Linked DNA regions of Homo sapiens: region 1 is linked to region 2. A link is a contact called in ENCODE Hi-C or POLR2A ChIA-PET data. All regions are on one chromosome and are shown on one strand. The core of a region is the stretch at or near the end of the contact, and the rest is flanking DNA. Distances in the headings are between cores, read along the strand shown. Region 1 holds the start of LINC02673 (long intergenic non-protein coding RNA 2673). Region 2 holds the start of ACBD5 (acyl-CoA binding domain containing 5).

Region 1 (3,583 bases), core at 906-3,405, 100 kb before region 2:
TTTCCTGCTGAGCTGAGATGTTACTGCCATTAATAAAGCTGTATTGCCTGCAACTGTCCCCCTTTCTATGTTTGGGAGCTTTGAGAACAGTCACACATGATTGTGTAATTCTTTAGTTCGTCACTTGCCTGGTGAAAGACTTTCTGGGGGGCTCCTCTCCCTACTGGGCCCACAGGGGTAAAAAGCTAGTGAAGAGTTCTGGGACAGAACACTGCATGGGAACAGTGAGATGGGACACTTCAAGGTACAATGCTCTTAACTTATACCCAAACTGATGCAGACAGAAAGTTCCGCATGCCATCAGAAAATGAGAAAAAAAAAACACGTTTGGAAGGTGAAATCATCTTTGGTTGTGAAAAACACTATCTTCTTCAGAGGATGTGCTAAAATCAAAACTAACAGATGATCTATGTCTGGAATAAAAGTGGTCATTTGTTAACAGATGCTGGCGAGGCTGCAAAGGAAACTCCTATTCACTGTCTCTGGGAATGTAAATTAGGTCAGCCACTGTGGAAAGCAGTTTGGGGATTTCTCAAAAGATGTAAAACACAGCTACTAATTGACCCAGCAATCTCATTACTGGGAATATCCCCAAAAGAAAATACAACATTCTACCAAAAAGACACACGCAAACCTGCACACGCAGCACCTCTATCTAATACAAAAGTTGGCATTATTTTAAAAAGTTTTTATTTGTGAAAACTTTTCACCCATGGTAGGGATGAAAAAGTACATTCTCACTAAAGTCAAGAGGCACACACCCAAAGCAGCCCCGGGGGCAGGGCTGGGAAAGCCAGCAGCACCAGCATCCTCAGCACATGCCAGCAGGTGTTGGCTGAAGCAACAGGTGTCCTGGGGAAATGGAAAGGAGTTACTTAGACACAGTTGCTGATTCTCGAATTTCCTATTTTTCCCAGGATGTCTTTATCATTTTCTTACCCTCCTGTCTATGTTTAGACACATGGCCCTCAGAGGTGACTTGTTGGCTGCAGAACGAGGAATTCATCACTGTCCTTTGGTCAAGGTAGAGGGAGTTATGTAATTTCATAAACTGTCCATATGTGATGATGGAAATAAAAAAAGAACTGAAGAGATGGAGAAGATACATCATATTCATGAATAGAATAACTCAGTATCATCAGGATGTCATTTCTTACCAATGTACAGATTCAATGCACTTCTAATCAAAATGGAAGCAAATTATTTTATGGATATAGAAAAAGTAATTCTAAAGCTTATATGGGGAAGAAAAAGACCTTGAATAGCTAACACAATATTGAAGGAGAACAAAGCTGGAGGACAGACAGGCACTACTCAACTTCAAGACTTACTGTAAGGCTACGGTAATCAAGGCAGTATCATATTGATGAAAGAATAGACAGGTTAATGAAACAAGACAGAGAGTTTAGAAATAGCGACACATCGATATATTTAATTAATCTTTGATGAAAAAGTAAAGGCAACATGATGAAACAAAGGTTGGTTTCTTCAGAAAGTGGTGCTGGAACAACTGAATACCCACATGTAAAAAAAATGAATCAGATCTTACCTTCTCACAAAAATTAAGTCAAAATGAATCACGGACCTAAATGTCAAATACAAAACTATAAAACTTCTGGAAAATAACAGGAGAAAATCTAGACTCTCTTGGGTTTGATGATCTCTAGAAAAAAATGCCAAAGTTACAGTACATAAAAGAAATAAGTTCCTGATGGAATATAGATTAAAAATTTTTAATATACAAAATGAAAAAAAATCAGAAGAAAATATAAATGCCTATTTACACAGATACATTTTTATGTTGACAAAACCTTTCTAAGACTCTCAGAAATAAGCATTGTGAAGGTTAATTTAGCAAAACAAAAATTACCCTGCATTTGAGAAAAAATAAAAGGCAGCATACTTGTAAAATATTTACTACACATGTATGTGCATGTGTGTATATATAGCAGATTTAAAAATCTTCATTTTACAGAGAATTCACTCAAATCAACAAAAAAATCCTCTATTTAAAATTGGGCAATTTAAATTAGAGATGTAAATTGCAGATCTAAGAAAAGTACTTTGCCTCTAATTTAAAATTGGGCAAACTCCTTCTTCTAGATCTGCAAGTGACTTATGCACACAGGAAACAATATTTAGTGTTCCTCGTTAGAGAAGGCATTTAAGTTAAAACAGGAATCAAATACTGTTTTCTATCCACAAAGTTTATGAGGATAAAGAGCAGTGATATTTATACTGCTGCTTAAAGTTTAAGTTGCAGATGACTTTTCAAATAGACAATTTGGTGGTAAGTACCATATTTAAAAAATTGTATATGCCTGTTGGTGATCAATTCTATTACATTAAGATATTTTTAGAAAATAAGGAAACATACACACAATTTCTTTTTTGAGCGCTGCTTAAAATATCAGTGTATTAAGAAGAATCCATACAATGGCTTTTATAAATACATTTCAGTGAATTTACAGCGTGGGATAAAATGTGACCACTGAATGTAGAAACATATACAGAAGTATGTTGACATTTGAAAATGTATTTTGGTGTACCAAGTAAGGGTAAAGTTCAGTTTGTTTATACATACAGATGATGGTCTTGTGTTATCTGAAATTATGTACGAAATATGATAAAATTTGTTATTTGAGGGCATTTGTTTTAATATAAAATGTTTTTCCTTTTTATTATCTTTGATTTCTGCATTGAACAAGTACAATGTTATTAGTAAAAGTTTATTATTAATGAAATAATTTTGGGGAAGAGCAGGAATATGAATTTTGCACAGATTAAAATAATTTTTCACTTTCTATATTTTAATTTTTATTTTTTGTGGATTAGTATATTCTGTGAACTTTTAGCATTTTCAGAAGAGAAACTTTTTATCTGTGCTTGTTGATTTACATGTACATTTTATTAGAAACATATTTTTATTATATCTAGATTTATTATATATATGTCAATAATTACAGATTAATCATTTTAGTGTAGTTTTGTTATTAGGAAAATAAAGTAGCAAATATAAGTGCTTTATTTATAGCAGTTTTTTAAGATATTGAACTTCCCAACTATATTTATCCATTCTTTGAATCCATTTATCACATGTAAGCTGAATGCCTATTATGTAGAAGACACATTCTATTAACTCTCAAGACCCTTTCATCCTTAAAAATTTCACATTTACCTGCTCAGCCTCAGCAACATGAGAGGCTTAAAATTGGAGTAATAGGACTGAATCTCAATTGAAGCTTTTCCTCTCATCTTTCAAACAAAAATACTTCTGAAGTGAGAAATTAGTAAAAGATAACTACCAACCACGATTTTGGAAATTTATAACAGCTTTAAATAGTAATATGAATAATTGGAAATACCTAATTTACATGTACTCCCTCCATAAATCTAAATATGAATTAATATACATTCTGTAAATCTAAATACAAAATAAAATGAGCCATACCTATTCATTTGAATCCCAAGTTTTCTTTGGCTTGAAGTTTTTAAAATATTAAAGGAGTACTTTGTTTTAACAATTTGTTGTTTTTATTTCAACTCTCCTTTTGCGTAGTACTCTTAAAAGCTAAAATTTCTT
Region 2 (3,680 bases), core at 18-2,517:
CCAAGGTAAATGCCGGCGCCGCGGCTCAGAGGGAAGAGTAACTTACGATCTGCGCCTAGATTTTTCCTAGTAACCCTCCTAACCCATCCCCCTAACTGACAAAAACGACTCTTCCATCCGGGAGACTTTGGGATTTCCGGGCTACAGGACTCCACCCCCCACAACCTAGTCAGTCCCACCACCAACGTTCGGCCTGGGGCACTTCCCAAATGCCTAAGGACGCAGGGGGTTGCGCTAGTAAGTTGAAGGCCCAGGGCACCCCCTTTCTAGGGTTGACGACCCGTAAAGACTCCTCATTGGCCCCGCCCTCTACGCCCAGTATCCTATTTTTATTTTTTTTTTTAATTATTGGTTTCTTAAATAGAGCCAGGGTATCGCCATGTTGCCAGGCTCGTCTTGAACTCCTGGCCTCAAGCAATCCTCCCCACTCGACCTCTCAAAGTATCGAGATTACAGGCGTGAGCCACTGTGCCCGGCCGTCCCCATGCCCAGTCTCCTATTAAATCCCGCTGGAGGTGCCTGGCTCCCTGGGGCTGGGTGGAAAGGGTAGTGTAGGGGAAGTTGCCCTCCGTCCCAGCCCAGTTTAGGAGCCGGCGACCTCCTCTCTCCTTCGGCTGCTCCTCGGACGTTCTTGGCTCAGGGCAGCGAAAACTGTCGAAGACCTGCGGGCCAGGGACTGCTGAGCACCTCCATCCAAGGTCCCCAATGCTTTTCTCCATCTACCCTTTAGAGTGGGTGTCACGATTGCCACTGGAAAGGCTAAGTGACTTGCCCTAGGTCACATAATTTAAATGGCAGAACTGGAGTTTCTCACAGAACCTGTCCCGACTTAAAGCCCTTTGCTTAGGCCCCATTTAACTTCCTCAAACCTTAACTTAGGAGAGTGCAGGCGCTGGGGACCGCAGAGTCATTTTTGTTGCCCAGCGGTGCCGTCGCGTGCAGCTTTGGGCCCAGGTGCAGAACCCAACCGCGCATCCCCAGCGCGCACTTCGTCCACCCGGCTGCCAGAGCGGACACATCGGTCCGGCCTCGGTTTCCCCCTTCTGAACAAAAGCGCGCACAGTGTGCTCCCCGCACCAAGCCGGGACTGTGGCCCCCTTTCCCCGCTTCCCGGACCCTCCTCTGGGGACAGACGGACCGCGCGCGTCCTTGCCGCGGCGGCGGGTCGGGTGGGTGGGGTTTGCTGCACTGCTGCTGCGGCGGCGGCGGCGCCAGTGGGTCCTCCGGTGACTCTGGGGCGGGGCTGTGGGGAGGGCACGGACTGACAGACGGACTCCGGCGGAATGGGGGGTGTGGCTGCTCCGCCAGGGTCCCCAGGGTGGGAGAGCGGCTCCGCGGCCACCGATGCCCGGACCCCCTCTGTCTTCTGCTAGACATGCTCTTCCTCTCGGTGAGTTGTTTTGCTGTCGTCGCGGGCCGGATTCGTGGCCTTAGTCACGCCCCGGGGGAGGAGGAAGGAGCCGGGCCGCTTCGATCTGTGTGGCCTGGATAGGGCAGGGCAAAGGGGAACTGACCCGCTTCGCTCCCGGGCCTCCTCCTTTTGGGGCATGTTGATCCGCGGCTGCGCTCCATGTTCCAGTTTCATGCAGGCTCTTGGGAAAGCTGGTGCTGCTGCTGCCTGATTCCCGCCGACAGACCTTGGGACCGGGGCCAACACTGGCAGCTGGAGATGGCGGACACGAGATCCGTGCACGAGACTAGGTTTGAGGCGGCCGTGAAGGTGATCCAGAGTTTGCCGAAGAATGGTACGTGCGCTGGGCCCCGGCTGTAGACGCCTCCTGCAGAGAGCCCCAAAGCCCCCTTTCACTTTCTGGTTCTAGTGTTGTTTATTTAGCCTTTTTTTCTGTGTAGGAGCCATGTAGTGGAAGGGGAGCTATTGAATATGAATTAATTACCTTTTGATCTTCCAAACCGGAGAAAAATCTAATATCCAGATTTTAAGTACTTCATATTGTTGAAAACAAAAGTCTTGTCACTTAATGACTGCGGATTTGGGTGTGTTAAAAAATAAATCCGGGCCGGGCGCGGTGGCTCAAGCCTGTAATCCCAACACTTTGGGAGGCCGAGGTGGATGGATCACCTGAGGTCAGGAGTTCAAGACCAGCCTGACCAATATGGTGAAACCCCGTCTCTACTAAAAAATACGAAAATTAGCCAGGCTTCGTGGCGTGCGCCTGTAGTCCCAGCTACTCGGGAGGCTGAGACAGGGAAATTGCTTGAACCCGGGAGGCAGAGGTTGCAGTGACCCGATATCGTGCCACTGCACTCCAGCCTGGGCGACAGAGCCAGACTCCATCTCAAACAAACAAACAAACAAACAAACAAAAATCTAGGCTGGGGATGCCTAATGCCACACACTCATAGGGTCTACCAGCTTAAGCGTTTTGAAAACTTTTGATATGAAGGGACAGAAAAGAAAGAATAACTATAGTCAATTGTGAAGTAATTTCTATTTTAATAAATATATATTTTCTACCTTTTTATTTGCTATTCCATTGTATAATGTTCTTTTTTATACTCATATTGGACCTTCTTTGCAGCTGGTGAGAAAAAAGTCATTCCAGTGGCTGATCTCCTTCTTGTATTTAATGTGCTATTTCTCTGGCTGCTTTTTAGATTTCTTTTCTATCTTCGGTTTTCAGCAATTTGACTAGTAGATGTGGTTTTTCTTCATATTAACCCTGTTCACGATTTGCAGAGCTTTTTGAATTTGTAATTTTATGTCATAGACCAATGTGAAGTTTTTGGCCATTAAATATTTTTCTCTGTTCTAAATGCAGAGTCTTAGAAGCAAGACGTACTTTTCAATTCATATCTTTCTACATTATATGAATTATATTTCACAATAAACATATTTATTTCTTTAGAGATGGAGTTCCGCTCTTGTTGCCCAGGCTGAAGTGCAATGGTACAATCTCAGCTCACCTCAACCCCCACCTCCCAGGTTCAAGCGATTCTTCTGCCTCAGCTTACCCAGCAGCTGGGATTACACCCGTGCGTCACCATGCCCGGCTAATTTTGTATTTTTAGTAGAGACGGGGTTTCTCCATGTTGGTCAGGCTGGTATTGAACTCCCGACCTCAGGTGATCTGCCCTCCTGGGCCACCCAAAGTGCTGGGATTACAGGCATGAGCCACCGCGCCCGGCCCAATAAACATATTTAGAAAGTAATTATAGGTGCTACTACTGTGCCACAGTTGTAAAACTAACTGAATACAACAATAATATGTTACTATAGTATTTAATATCATGATTTCTGTTTTCATTAATTATCATTAATTATCAATAATTTCAATAATTATAGGTAACAAATATTCAACACATCATTCAATAAAAATTCATTAAATGCAGATTCAGAAATTTTTAAAAACAAATATACACAAAATAGTGTTCCATTTGTAATTTCTTTCCTTCTATGGTGTTGTCTGAACCTTTTGTAATTTCAAACATTCTATTGGAGGAGGGCATATGGGGGACTGAAAGATAAGAAAGAACAAATAAAATATAAAAAAAAGCATGAACTTATTTAGGTATTGATTTTTTAAGTCCCTAATTATTAGTGTTTATAGAAAGGTATGATTCTAAGAGTTTTATGTAAGTAGTATGTTTATACTTTCTTCTAAAGCACACGTTTTTATAGTTTTTTGAAAATTGGTAAAGCTAGACTGATGTCTCTAGGC

The links. Hi-C counts contacts between places; a loop is a spot of excess contacts on that map. ChIA-PET counts read pairs that join two places held with the same protein, here RNA polymerase II (POLR2A). Pooled maps may share reads with other maps.
Region 1: a loop to region 2 is called in a map of GM12878, with 3 times the contacts of the local background. The contact joins the promoter of LINC02673 here to the promoter of ACBD5 in region 2. A Hi-C loop is called at or near these places in 5 of 168 maps with a recorded cell type or tissue (GM11168, GM12878 and GM13976), 19 of 37 single-sample maps with no recorded cell type and 13 of 50 pooled maps. POLR2A ChIA-PET finds 5 or more read pairs at or near these places in 4 of 52 experiments (GM12878, activated CD4-positive, alpha-beta memory T cell, activated T-cell and 1 more).

Annotation. Positions count from the first base shown.
Region 1 is chr10:27,342,008-27,345,590 of GRCh38, reverse strand. LINC02673 (long intergenic non-protein coding RNA 2673) reads right to left here and starts at 2,155. Exons shown (of 2, transcript NR_187428.1): 1 at 940-2,155; 2 at 674-852.
Region 2 is chr10:27,238,384-27,242,063 of GRCh38, reverse strand. It overlaps ACBD5 (acyl-CoA binding domain containing 5), which reads left to right and starts at 1,267. Exons shown (of 13, transcript NM_145698.5): 1 at 1,267-1,390; 2 at 1,580-1,745. The coding sequence starts at 1,376. RefSeq lists enhancers at 1-45, 1,496-1,755, 1,713-2,215 and a silencer at 1,266-1,375.